Linked DNA regions of Homo sapiens: region 1 is linked to region 2. The links are chromatin contacts, found by POLR2A ChIA-PET in ENCODE. All regions are on one chromosome and are shown on one strand. The core of a region is the stretch at or near the end of the contact, and the rest is flanking DNA. Distances in the headings are between cores, read along the strand shown. Region 1 holds the start of LYZL2 (lysozyme like 2). Region 2 overlaps LOC105376478 (a long non-coding RNA gene).

The links. ChIA-PET counts read pairs that join two places held with the same protein, here RNA polymerase II (POLR2A).
Region 1: POLR2A ChIA-PET joins it to region 2 with 12 read pairs in Panc1. The contact joins the promoter of LYZL2 here to the enhancer-like site in region 2. POLR2A ChIA-PET finds 5 or more read pairs at or near these places in 2 of 52 experiments (Panc1 and activated T-cell).

Annotation. Positions count from the first base shown.
Region 1 is chr10:30,625,689-30,632,969 of GRCh38, reverse strand. It overlaps LYZL2 (lysozyme like 2), which reads left to right and starts at 3,217. Exons shown (of 5, transcript NM_183058.3): 1 at 3,217-3,377; 2 at 6,030-6,193; 3 at 6,707-6,865. The coding sequence starts at 6,055.
Region 2 is chr10:30,550,832-30,557,850 of GRCh38, reverse strand. LOC105376478 (a long non-coding RNA gene) reads right to left here. Exons shown (of 2, transcript XR_007062102.1): 2 at 3,243-3,897. It also overlaps the pseudogene RN7SL63P. Among named protein-coding and RNA genes, the nearest start is that of LYZL2, 75 kb to the left of the region's middle. RefSeq lists a silencer at 3,697-3,991 and an enhancer at 4,468-5,080. Within about 2 kb of position 4,595, at least 26 of the 41 ENCODE cell types and tissues checked have a DNase peak (open chromatin) inside an H3K27ac peak, as active enhancers do.

The DNA of each region.
Region 1 (7,281 bases), core at 1,968-4,467, 76 kb before region 2:
GCAAAATGCATTTAAGATTCATCCACATTGTTGCAGGAATCAAATAGCTCATTCCTTTCATTGCTGAGTAGTATTCCATTGTATGGCTAGATCCCGGTTTTTAAATATATTTGCCTGTTGAAGGTCATCTTGGTTGCTTCCATTTTTTAGTGATTATGAATAAAGTTGCTATAAACATTGGTTAGCTTGTTTTTGTGTGAACGTAAGTTTCTGATTCACTTGATTAAATACCTAGGCGTGTGATTGTTGATTTATATAAGTCTGTGTTTAACTTTATAAGAAACTGCCAAACCGTTTTCCAAAGTGACTGTACCACTTTGCATTTCCACCAGTGATAAATGGGAATTCTTACGGTTCTCTGTCTTCATCATCATTTGGTGTCGTCTGATTGATTTTAGCAATTCTAATCAGTGAGAAGTGATATCTAATTGTGGTTTTAATTTATACTTCCCTGGTGACAATGATATTGATCATCTTTTCATATGCTTATTTGTCATTTGGATTTCTTATATGATGAAGCGTCTGCTTAAATCAGTTGCCCATTTTTTAATTGGGTCATATGTTTGCTTATGGTAAAATTTTAAGAGTTCTTTATATATTCTGAATACAAGGCTTTCATCAGACATGTGATTTATAAATATTTCTTCCAGTCTGTAGCTAGTCTTTTCATTCTCTTAACAGTGTCTTTCAAAGAGCAAACATTTTTAATTTTGATCAAGTCCAACTAAACGTTTTTTTTTTCTTTCATGGATTGTGCTTTTGTTGTTGTGTCTAAAATGTTATTGCCAAACCCAAGTCCTGCTGATTTTCTATGTTTACTTATAGAATTTCATAGTTTCATTTTTTACTTTTATGTCTTTGATCCATTTTAGATTAATTTTTATATGAGATATAAGGTATGTATTCTTCAATATGCCTTCTTTTATTTTGTTGGTTTTGAACATGTGTTTTGAGCATAGACAGTCTTATTTTAGTACCATTTGGTGAAAAGAACATCATTTTTCCATTGAATTTAATTAGCATCTTTATAAAAAATGTTGTTGACTAAATATTCATAGATCTATTTCTGGGTTCTCTCTTCTGTTCCACTGGTCTATGGGTCTATCTTCCCACCAATATCATTCTCTCTTGATTACTACAGCTTTATATTGTCTTAAAATCATGTAGAATGAGTCCTTCAATTTTGTTCTTTTTCTGAATAGTTTTGTTTATTGTAGTCCATTTGCCCTTCCGTATAAGTTTTAAGATCATCTTATTGATATTTTCAAAACAATTTTCTGGGATTTTAATTGGAATTCCATTAAATCTATAGATTAAATCTTAACAACATAGAATTTTTAAATTCAGGAACATGGTATTTCTTTTCCACTTAGGTCTTCTTTAGTTTTTCATCTGTCTTACAGTTGTCAGAATATATATCCTGCACAGATTTTGTTAGGTTTACATTTAAGTACGTCATATTCTTGTGTGTGCTGTTGTAAATGATATTTTTTATTTTAGAAGAATCTAAAATATTTTGATTCCTAGTATATAAGAATAGAAATGGCTTTTGTATATTTACTATGTATCCGAAAACTTGCTAAACAAGCATTTTTGAAAAAAAAGACAATCTGTCTCTATTTTCTCATTGACTATAAAATTCCTATTTCAAAGCACTTTGAAAAAGATGTTTGAAGAAAAACCTATGTATTTTCTCGTATTATAGACAATTCACAAGAAAAAGCACACAGGCCAGATGCCGTGGATCATGCCTATAATTTCAGCACTTTGGGAGGTTGAGGCGAGCAGATTGCTTGAGATCAGGAGTTTGAGACCAGTCTGGCAGACATGGTGAAACACCATCTCTACTAAAAATACAAAAATTATCTGGGCGTGGGGGCACATGCCTGTAATACCAGCTACTCGGGAGGCTGAGGCACGAGAATCGCTTCAACCTGCGAGGTGGAGGTTGCAATGAGCCGAGATCACACTACTGAGCTCCAGCCTGGACAACAGAGGGAGACTCTGTCTCAATTAAAAAAAAAAAAAAAGAGAGAGAGAGAGAGAAAAAAGTCCACAAATGGCTTCTGAAGATAAGAAAAGATGCTCAGACAGCTTGAAATAAGGGAAGCTGAAATTGAAACTTTGCTGACAAATTATGTTTCATCTCTAATATTAGCAAATATCTTAACCTTTGGTAATAGGGTATGCTAGCCATCTTCGTCATACAAGCCCACGTGGAAGGCAATTTGGCAATATCTAGCAAAATTACAAAATTACAGTCCTTAACCCAGCAATTCAATTTCCAGGAATGTATCCTACAGATATTCTTGCAAATGTACAAATGACAAATGTACAAGATTACTAATTGTAATATGTTTATCATAGAAGAAAAAAATACCTTAAGTGTGAGTCAATATGGAATTGGCTAAATATGTTATATCTACACAATGTAATACTATATAAACTTAAAACTAGATTTCAACAAGATCTTTGCATTATTTGCAGATGGAATTTAATAAAATACAATAATTAGTTAGGTACAACTAACAACAAACTTATACTGAGATCTACATATTCCAATGAGAATTCATTTCAAATGTGTCATTAAATCTGAACACAGAAATAAATGGACCTTCAAACTAGCTCTTTATTGAGTCACAAAGTGTTAAGCCAAATTTTTAAAAAACAATGAAATCATGTTAATTATACATAAAAATTTTTTATTTCTTTTGTGGCCCTCCTTTGACAATATTTTATTAATTAACAATATAACTATAGCAAAGAAATGTGCTGTTAATTAATTTTTAATGTTAATTTCACCTCTCATTCATTTTCAGATTTTAGTTTTGTGTATGTTGATAATTTATGTAGCATATTAGTACAGAGGTACAGAAGTGTGATTTATAATTTAATATACATCTAAAGAGGATACATGCTTAACTTTATTAATGGAATTTGTGATAAAGTTTGCAGACTGTTGCCTTAGAGAAGAGCTCTCACTTGGACGGGAGGCCCTGGCCAAGTTGTGTAGTGAGGACAGTTGTTGAGAGGAAAAGAGAAAAAACGAGAGGTATTAAGGCCCAGAAGAGAGTTAGCACCTGCTTCAGAACACAAGCGTGCAGGATGATATAGCTTTTAGTGCCAAGAAGTAGAATTCTAGCATCTCTAGGTGGTGAGAAACAAAGGACTAAGAATTTTTCTTTCTCTAACACTCTAAAGAAAGGTTCTTGAGCTAGGAAAGGATTACTCGAGCCTTGTTAGAATCAGACATGGCTTCAGGGGATGCAGGACGCTCCCCTGAGCTGCCTGTCACCGACTAAGTGGAGCAGTGTTTCTTCCGCAGACTCAACTGAGAAGTCAGCCTCTGCGGCAGGCACCAGGAATCTGCCTTTTCAGTAAGACCTAAATTACTCTTATGAAGCCACCTGTCCCTGAGAACCAGCAATGGCAGGTTCTTGAAGGATGTAGAACATGATGCTTGGGGTTATCATTGCTACGGGTTTTGTTTTGACTTGTTTGAGATCAGTTAACATTCTAAGGCAGAGGATGGAAACCAACCTTATTTGTAAGCTCTGCATCTTTTTTTTTTTTTTTGAAACAGGATGTCACTCTGTTGCCCAGGCTGGAGTGCAGTGGCACAATCACAACTCACAACAGCCTCAACCTCCCAGCCTTAAAAGATCCTCCCACCTCAGCCTCCCAAACAGGTGGGACCACAGTCACACACCACTATGCCTGGCTAATTTTTGTGTATTTTGTAGTGACAGAGGTCTACCTTTGTTGCCCAGGCTGGTCTCAAACTCCTGGCTTCAAGCAATTTGCCCTTTTCACCCTCACAAAGTGCTGAGATTACAGGTGTGGGCCACCATGCCCAGCCTAAGCTCTGCATCTTAAACCTCGTTTGTCTGTCCCTCACAGCTTAGCACAATGCTGTACACCACGGACTGGCATGATCTCTCTGAAAAGGGCCAGATAATAATATGTTAGGCTTTGTGGTCTATACAGCCTCTAACACAGCTACTCAACTCTGCCACTGCAGCAGGAAATCAGCCACCAACAATATATTACCAAATGATGAGAGTAGCTATGTTTCAATAAAACTTTACATACAAAAGCGGGCCTGGTTTGCCCACGCTTGCTATTCACGTTTGTAATGTACATGCCCCTCATGCAATGCAGTTCCTTATCTTATTGCTTAGTCACCTTAAAGCCCTGCTTGTTACTCGGTGCGGTGGCCTTGCTGATGACTACTTATCCCTGTTTTGGGCCTAGCCTTTCAATGCAGGAATCCAGCCCCAGGGAGAGAAACTAATGACTAGAGAAGTTTCCAGGCAAGTGCAGAAAATGACACGGGATGAACATATGTAAGAACATCAAGTTCAGGATCCCGAGTAGTTGTCAGAAATTTCACTTCACCCCATCCCAGCAAGGCTGTTGTGTTTGGGGAAGACATTATTTTAAGAGGGGAGGAGATTGTGGAAAATCAGTAGGCAGCAGGAGACAGCGCTCTTGATCCTACTCCCATTTCAGACGATTCTATGGGGGCCTCTTTATTGTCCCTCTGCTCCCCCAGGTGCTTTCCTCCTTTCATGAGGCTTTGTCCTCCATCCCTCTTGCTCCCCAGTCAGGTGCCAGACTTTTAGGAGGCCGCCCGGAGCACTGGTTGTGAAGCTTAGCAAAGCAATGCATTTGCAATCTAAGATAAAACACTAGTACTTTGGAAGCAATGCTCCCACATTTTGAAATGCATCAAGAAAAGAAAAGGAAAGATTAGGTGCTTAATCTTCACCCTTCAATAAACCCCCAAACGATGAATCTTTTTTTTTTTGAGGCGGAGTCTCGCTCTGTCGCCCAGGCTGGAGTGCAGTGGCGCAATCTCCGCTCACTGCAAGCTCAGCCTCCTGGGTTCACGCCATTCTCCTGCCTCAGCCTCCCGAGCAGCTGGGACTACAGACACATGCCACCACACCCGGCTAATTTTTTTGTATTTTTAGTAGAGACGGGGTTTCACCGCATTAGCCAGGATGGTCTTGATCTCCTGACCTCGTGATCCGCCCGTCTCGGCCTCCCAAAGTGCCGGGATTACAGGCGTGAGCCACCGCGCCTGGCCTAGACGATGAATCTTAAAGTTTTCCATTCAGGTCCACGTGTATTTCATCTCTGGCTGAAATGGGGTGTCTGTTTCTACACACCCAGTTGATCCTTGAACAAATGTAGGGGTCGGGGTGCCAATGCCTGCTCAGTTGAAAATCTGCATGTAACTTTTGACTCCCCAGAAGCTTAACGACTAATAGCCTACTGCTGACTGGAAGCCTTACCAATAACATGAACAGCCAATAAACACATATTTTGTACGTTCTATGTCTATACTGGATTCTTACAATAAAGTAAGCTAGAGAAAAGAAAATGTTATTAAGAAAATCATAAGGAAGAGAAGATATATTTACTATTTGTAAATATTAACTATTTGTTAATAGTAAATATTTACTATTATATTATATTTACTATTTGTTAAGTGGAAGTGGATCATCATAAAGGGCTTCATCCTGGTGGTCTTCACACTGAGCAGGCTGAGGTGGAGGAGGAAGAGGAGGGGTTGGTCTTGCTGTCTCGGGGTGGCAGAGGCAGAAGAAAATTCACGGATAAATGGACCCACGCAGTTCAAACCCATGATGTTCAAGGGTCAGCAGTATAGGGAATGTTTCACCCCTGTATTCTATTTTTCATTCATAGAATTAAAATAGAAATCCTAAAAATGCCCCTTGTGGTTTTCACCTGGATGTGTATTAAGGAAGGTTAATTTTTTCACTTACTTAACCCTGAGAACACAGCATTGACTTGAAAGTTACTGTATGGAAAAGCATTAAGGAGACAGCCTGCAGTCACATTCCTTCCCTGGACCGTAGAGTGGCCGGTTTTCCCTGATGGTGGCACTGAATGACCAAAGTGACAGGCAGCATCTAGGCAGGGCTGTGCACAGTCACCGATGCTGGATTTCGAAGTTCCTGAATCAAGATCGTCTGACCTGTTCTCCGGCTCTTTGGCAGGTTCTGTCTCCGGCAGGCTTTGAGGATGAAGGCTGCGGGCATTCTGACCCTCATTGGCTGCCTGGTCACAGGCGCCGAGTCCAAAATCTACACTCGTTGCAAACTGGCAAAAATATTCTCGAGGGCTGGCCTGGACAATTACTGGGGCTTCAGCCTTGGAAACTGTGAGATTATTTCTTTCCTGCTCTCTTTCTGTCCTTGACCTTTCCCCTGAGATGTTGAAGGTCCTGGCTACACTCCCTGCTGTGTCTCCCCAACTACCCCTGCTCTGCCCTCACCACACCCAGGGGTGGCTGCTGGCCTAACTGTGGCTCTCTGGGTCTCCTCTCCTTCCTCCCCTGCCCCTCATTTCCTTATTCCTGGAGTCCTGTCCTTATGACACTAGCCAGGGAAGGGGAAAATAATGCCACCTCTGCTGGCATTGTGGGGAGTGGGGGGACCTGACTGTTGGTCTAGATTAGGCTCAGCCCCTGACTGGGTGTGCAGCTTCAGGTGTGCCATCCCAGCCCCTGATGTGCCCCTCGTGTGCCCCCTGGGCACATGCCCGCCCTGCCCTGCCCAAGGTGTATTGGGAGGAAGCAGTCAGGTAACAGGGATGAGGAAACTTGCCCTTAGACCAAGCTTAGAGCAAAAGATGGCACCTCCTTTGCTGGCGTTTCTGGCTTTCCCCCCTCCAGGGATCTGCATGGCGTATTATGAGAGCGGCTACAACACCACAGCCCAGACGGTCCTGGATGACGGCAGCATCGACTACGGCATCTTCCAGATCAACAGCTTCGCGTGGTGCAGACGCGGAAAGCTGAAGGAGAACAACCACTGCCACGTCGCCTGCTCAGGTGAGGCTCTGACTTTCCAGTGATGCCATCCTCAGGACCAGGTGAGAAAGCCGACAATGGGATCACCAACCATGTCTTGCTTTAACTAAAATTTGGAGTTCAGACTTGCAAATAGGTCTGTTCAAGATTGGTAAATTATGCAACAGTTTCCAAGGTGACACTCAGGATCCTGCGGCTGACTTGTCCAAAGATGACTTATTCCTTGTAGACAGTTTTATGAAGCCCTCCCCTAAAGCAGGGGGATGGACAAACAACCCTACTGTGCTTTCATGTATAGAGATATTTGATGTCTTCAGTAAGAAAAAGGAAGCTGCCTGCCAGCTGCTTTCCATAAGCAATTCACTCAAAGGATGCAGTTTGTACTTCTTTGAGCAGAATGAGATGAATACAATTTACGTTTCTTTCTCTTTTCTCTT
Region 2 (7,019 bases), core at 3,346-5,845:
CTGTAATCCCAGCTACTCGGGAGGCTGAGACAGGAGAATCGCTTGAACTGGGGAGACAGTGGTTGCAGTGAGCTGAGATCATGCCACTGCACTTCAGCCTGGGCGGCTGAGCGAGACTCTGTCTCAAAGAAAAGAAAAAAAGAAAGAAATTATCTTTGTAGTAATGTTCATTTTGTTTGGGCCCTGCTTGTGGAATTTTGCAGCATCAAGCAACAGGAAAATGGAGACCCACAAAACAGTGGGTGGGGACCAGTTCTGCTTCTTTAATTTTAGATAAGGAGAAAATGCCTACATAAAACGTAATAAAAATATGTGTTTTTTTCTTTTTTTTTTTCTTTTTTTTGAGACAGGATCTTGCTCTGTTGCCCAGGCTAAACTATAGTGGCACAATCATAACTCATTGCAGCCTCAAACTCCTGGGCATGAGTGATCGTCCTGCTTCAGTCTCTCAAGTAGCTGGAATTACAAGTGCACACCACCAGGCTTGGCTAATTTTTTATTCATTGTTATTTTTGTTGAGACAGAGTCTCGCTCTGTTGCCTAGGCTGGAGTGCAGTGGCACAATCTCAACTCACTGCAACCTCTGCTTCCTGGGTTCAAGCAATTATTCTGCCTCAGCCTCCAGAGTAGCTGGGACTACAGGTGCGTACCACCACGCCTGGCTAATTTTTGTATTTTTAGTACAGACAGGGTTTCACCATGTTGGCCAGGATGGTCTCGAGCTCTTGACCTCAGGTCATCTGCTCACCTTGGCCTCCCAAAGTGCTGGGATTACAGACGTGACTCCCTGTGCCTGGCCTAATTTTTTATTTTTTTAGAGATAGGGTCTCACTATGTTGCCTAGGCTGGTTGCAAACTCATGGCCTCAAGACATCCTCCTGCCTCAGCCTCCTGAGTAGCTAGGATTACAGGCTCAAGCCTCCATGCCTGGCCTAAACTATGACTTTAGAATAAAAGTGGGGAGAGATGAGCTAGCTCTGACTGATTTTATGTGTGGTCAGTGCATTCCTGAATATTTTCATGCTGGTTAGATTGGGCTTCCCTCAATACACTGGTAGCTGCAGGAACTCAGATAATATAAAAAAACTTAGGCTGAGTGCGGTGGCTCACTCCTGTAATCCCAGCACTTTGAGAGGCTGAGGCAGGCAGATCACCTGAGGTCGGGGGTTTGAGACCAGCTTGGCTAACATGGTGAAACCCCGTCTCTACTAAAAATACAGTTAGCTGGACATGGTGGCGCATGCCTGTAATCCCAGCTACTAGGGAGGCTGAGGCAGGAAAATCGCTTGAAACTGGGAGGTGGAGGTTGCAGTGAGCCAAGATCATGCCATTGCACTCCAGCCTGGGTAACAGAGCAAGAATCCATTTCAAAAAAAAAAATCATAAATACTTATTGAACAAGCACTCCTATGTCAAAAGCAGAAGAATCCACTTGCCCAACAGGATTAGCAAATGATGAATAATTTCCTGAGTTTTTGAGGAATCTGAGCATGCAGTGTATAGCTGTCTCCTACCTTGCTAAGTTCCCAGTCTCTACAAAAACAGGAGGCTTTTCTTCTCCCCCTCATGGTGTACCCAGCTCTTTTGATCCTATTTTCCTCCCTTTAACTTGGCATCTGGCCCCTCCCCAAAATGAAGCTAAAAATCCCCTCCCCTCTATTACATAGAGGAATTCAGCTTGGCCCCAGCTACAGTTCTCCAATTGCACACGCCATTCATCACAACTCTCAGTACAGAGAGACCCCCCACCGAAGCCACCAGCACCATCTCTCCTCAGAGGGGAGTTCAGCCAACTGGATGTTTTGAGTCTATGAGTTTACTCTTTGAGATTTCCTGACACCACAGTTTCCAATGTTCCTTCCAGACACAGACAATCCTCTCCTCCCAAGAAACTCAGGTGTGGCTAGGCATGGTGGTGCACACCTGTAGTCCCAGCTACTTGGAAGGCTGAGGTGTGGTGGTACACATGTGTAGTCCCAGCTACTCCGGAGACTGAGGCCAGAGGATCGCTTGAGCCCAGCCAGGAGTTTTGGGCTGCAGTGCGCTGTGCTGATTGGGTGTCCACACTAAGTTCATCACCAATATGGTGAACTCCCTGGAGCCGAGGACCAACAGGTTGGCTAGGGAGGGATGAATTGGCCCAGGTTGGAAATGGAGCAGGTCAAAATTTCCATGCTGATTAGTAGTGGGATGGTGCCTGCGAATAGCCACTGCACTCTGGCCTGGCCAACATAGCAAGACCCTGTCTCTAAAAAAATAAGTAAATACAAGAAACTGGTGTAAACTGTTCTCTTCACTCTGTTACATGTAAATGTAAGGAAAGAGAATGGAAAAACTATTTTAACATGGATTATCTCAAAGTGGTGAAATTGTGAGAGTTTTTTACTTTCTTCCTTTTGTTCATCTGTATCGTCTAAATGTTCTATAAGATGAATATCTGTTTAATACATTTTATCTTTCTTAAAAGATTGTGTTGATGACTAAAAAGTTAACATGTGTAACAATGCCAGCAAAGCTGAATTTTTACTTAAAAGTTACAGCCGGGCCAGGCAAGATGGGTCATGCCTGTAATCCCAGCACTTTGGGAGGCTTTAGTGGGTGGATCACCTGAGGTCAGGAGTTGGAGACTAGCCTGGCCAACATGGCAAAACCCATCTCTACTAAAAATTCAAAAATTAGCTGGGTACGGTGGCAGGTGCCTGTAATCCCAGCTACTTGGGAGGCTGAGGCAGGAGAATCACGTGAACCCGGGAGGCGGAGGTTGCAGTGAGCCAAGATTGCGCCATTGCACTCCAGCCCGGGTAACAACAGTGAGACCCTGTCTCAAAAGAAAAATTACAGCTGGGTGTGGTGACTCATACCTGTAATCCCAGCACTTCAGGAGGCAGAGGCAGGAGGATCACTTGAGCTCAAGAGTTCAAGACCAGCCTAGGCAACAAAGTGAGAACCCCCTCCCGTCTCTACAAAAATAATAATAATAATAACAATAATAAATAAAACTGAAAAAATAAAAATATATATTTTATGGAGAAAGGTGTACACATGTTATCTAAAAGTGAAGAAGCATAAAAAGTTTCATATTCATTTTGTTTCTCTCTGTCTGTTCAATTCTTATAGCTTCATTGTTTAATTTCCTCACATCTTTTTTGGGAGAATGTTATTTAACAAGGATTCTGGTAACTGTAGCGGAACTGGCAAAGGGGCGGTTTGTAATCAGCACATTGCTTGTATAATCCACGGGGTTGTAACCATTCAGGAAGGAACTTCCTGTCCTTTATTTAATTAAAGCAACTTTTCTTGAAAAACAAAACAAAACCTCTTTTCTAACTAGCATTTACATGAAGAGTTGCCTACGTTAAAAGACACAGCAACCTGTGAAGAGAAATATTTAAGCTAATGTGTTCCATCGTGCTGGTGAGCACTTTCAAAGGAGTGCATGAAAGATATCACAGCCTCACAAATGCAGAGAAAAGCCTCCCTTGGCCACTGCTGATCAGGAAGTGAGACTTTGTCCTCCCCACAGTGGTAAGAGCCTCTGGGAAATTTACTCTGGGCTGTGTATCTATCACTTGCTCTAAATCAACAAATTTGTAATTGATTATGTCACATTTCAGCTATACCTAGCCGGCTGGATTATCTTCCTCATGGCCAAAAGGAGACTAGACATGGAAGGCAAATTGCAGTTAGATGAATTTAACCAGCTTTCTCTACACCGCATGAAGCCAGCGACTGTGAGGGCTCTGCTACGCGGCTGAGCGGGCTGTGCAGGCATTGCCAAGGTCTCCTCCCTTGTTGACGTTCCCTGCTCGTCTTCACGTGATCCCATCTCAGGGCTCTGCCGTCCACGCCCTCACCAAGCTGGATCCTGGAAGTCATGCAATTCCTTCTTCCTTACTTCTGTAAACCAAAAAGTGTCTGAGACAGATCTCAGTCAACTTAGAGGTTTATTTTGCTGAGGTTGAGGAAACACTCAGGAAAAAAGAAACACGAGTTACAATAGGATTTGTGTTCTCTGCTTTTTTCCAAGGAGAGTTTTGAGGACTTCAATATGTAAAGGGGGAAGAGTGGGCAGGAGGAGAAGGAGAGAAGAAAAAGAAGGGGGTAGGATAGGCAATGAGCCAGGTGGTCACATTCTCATGAGGCCTTGAATAGCACTCACTGAATCCACACTTTACATGTGAAAAGATAGGAGGGAGGGGAAAGTCATATAATTATCTTGCTGAGTAAATCTACATTTTACGTAAGATAAAGTCAGCACATGAAATTACAGCTATCCCTTGGGAACGAAAGGAACACAGTTTTGCTTTGTTTTTCTCTTGTCTCAGTTCCCAAGCTTAACTTTTCCCTTTGGCATTGTGAGTTTGGGGTCTTGAGATTTTCTTTTCCTTTCACACTTCCCCCACCAATTAATGGTAAGTCAGCCAGTTTAGCAGACTAAACATTTCTAACTTACCTCTTTTTCAATTTCTGCTAACACTGCGCTAATTCACTTCCTTATTCTCTAGGACAGGGGTCCCCAACCCCCAGGCCATAGACCAGTACTGGCCTATCAGGAACTGGGCCACACAGCAGGAGGTGAGCAGCAGCAAGCAAGCAAAGCTTTATCTGAATTAACAGCCGCTCCGCATCACTTGCATTACTGCCTGAGCTCCACCTCCTGTCGGATCAGCGGCAGCATTAGATTCTCATGGGAGTGCAAAACCTATTGTGAACTGAACATCTGAGGGAGCTAAGTTGCATGCTCCTTATGAGAATGTAATTCCTGATGATCTGTCACTGTCTCCCATCACCCCCAGATGGGACCTTCTAGTTGTGAAATGGCTCCATTTTCTGGGGTATATACCTTGACTCTTGGTCTCGGTTGAGAAGGAATTCAGGACACAGACACACATGAGGAGTGGGTTTTGGAGCAGAAAGTTTAATAGAAAAAAGAAGAAAAGAGGCCGGGCACGGTGGCTCATGCCTGTAATCCGAGCACTTTGGGAGGCCGAGGTGGGCGAATCACTTGAGGTCAGGAGTTCAAGACCAGCCTGGCCAACATGGTGAAACCCCATCTCTACTAAAAATACAAACATTAGCCAGGCATGGTGGCAAGTGTCTGTAATTCCTGCTACTTGGGAGGTTGAAGCAGGAGCATTGCTTGAACCCAGGAGGCGGAGCTTGCAGTGAGCCGAGATAAGGCCACTGCACTCCAGCCTGGGTGACAGAGCGAGACTCCATTTCAAAAAAAAAAAAAAAGGAAGAAAAGAGAGAGAAAAAGCTTCCTCATGCTAAGAAAGCCCAAAAGAGAGTCTCCAAGTGGGAAAAAGAACCAGCTGGTGCAAATGCGTGGAGTTTTATAGTCATGTTTGAGGAGGCAGTCTCTGATTTACATAGGGCTCATAGATTAGTTTGATCAGTTATGATGTCTACATAGTGTTTGGGGAAGGCTGGTTGCCCCACCCTAATCTTATCACACAAATGGCCATTCCAGTTGATCAGTGCCATTTTGTCTGCTTCTTACTGGACACGTGGCTGACAAAAGAAGGGAAGATGGAGCCGCCATCTTGAATATAATCGGCGCAACTGCCAGTATCAGGTCTGCAGCTCGATTTTACAGGCTGCTCTTCATTAGAAAGGAAAATGATTTGGGGCTGCTTTTCACTAAAAATAAAAGTTTTACCGAGGACTCCCATACTCTTACTATCTGCCTAAGTAATTTCTTCTTAACTCCTAAATCAGTTGCAGGAAAACAAGCTCAGGGCTCCCACTGATTGAACATTGCAGTGAATTGTATAAGTATTTCATTGTAATAATAACAGAATGTTATACATTGTACATTCTTAATGTTATACATTGTACATTGTTATACATATATACATGTATAATGTTATACATTGTACATTGTTATACATATATACATGTATAATGTTATACATTCTTAATGTTATACATTGTACATTATTATACAATGTAATACATTGTACATTATTATACAATGTAATACATTGTACATTATTAATACAATGTAATAATAATAGAAATAAAGAGCACAATAAATGTAATGCATTTGAATCATCCTGAAACCACCCCCACCCCAGTCTGTGGAAAAATCGTCTTCCACAAAACCAGTCCCCTATGCCAAAAAGATTGTGACCACCAATTGAGCAGATATACAAAGGTAACAGCCTCCCAGTCAGTGTTCTTGCCCCTCAAATCCACCATCACATCCTACATCATTATTGCTTCACTTAAAACCTTCCAACGGCTCTTTATGCATTAGGAGATGAAATTTCATTCCTTAGCCAGGAGTAGTGACTCATGCCTGTAGTCCCAGCACTTTGGGAGGCCAAGGCAGGAGGATCCCTTAAGCCCAGGAGTTCAAGACCAGCCTGGGCAGCACAGTAAGACCTCATCTCTACAAAATTACAAAATTTACTGGGTGTGGTGGTGCGCACCTGTAGTCTCAGCTACTCAGGAAGCTGAGGTGGAAGGGTTGCTGGACCCTGGGAGGTCGAGGCTGCAGTGAGCCATGATCGTGCCACTGCACTCCAGTCTGGGTGACAGAGTGAGACTCTGTCTCAAACAAACAAAAAAAATATTGCTCCTCAACATCGTTCTCTGGGGCTTCCAGCCACTGGCCAGGTGCACCCTGTCCGTGGTCTTCCCACCACATCCCGCCCCACACTGCACACTTCCTGCATACATCTGCTTCTGGGCACTGCGTTTTGGCTCACGTGCTCCTGCTCCTATCACCCCATGCACATCCCACATGCTGTTCACAACTAACTCCTACTTGTAATTTACCACTTAACTCAAACATCTCCTCCTCCAGGAAGCCCTTCTTATTTGCACACACCCCAAACACACTCATAGGCCTCTGACTCCCATAAGGCCATGTGCACATGCCTACTATTATACTTAGCATATTGAATTAACATTATTATTATTATTTCGAGATGGAGTCTCACTCTGTCACCCAGGCTGGAGTACAGTGGCACAATCTCGGCTCACTGCAACCTCCGCCTCCCCGGTTCAAG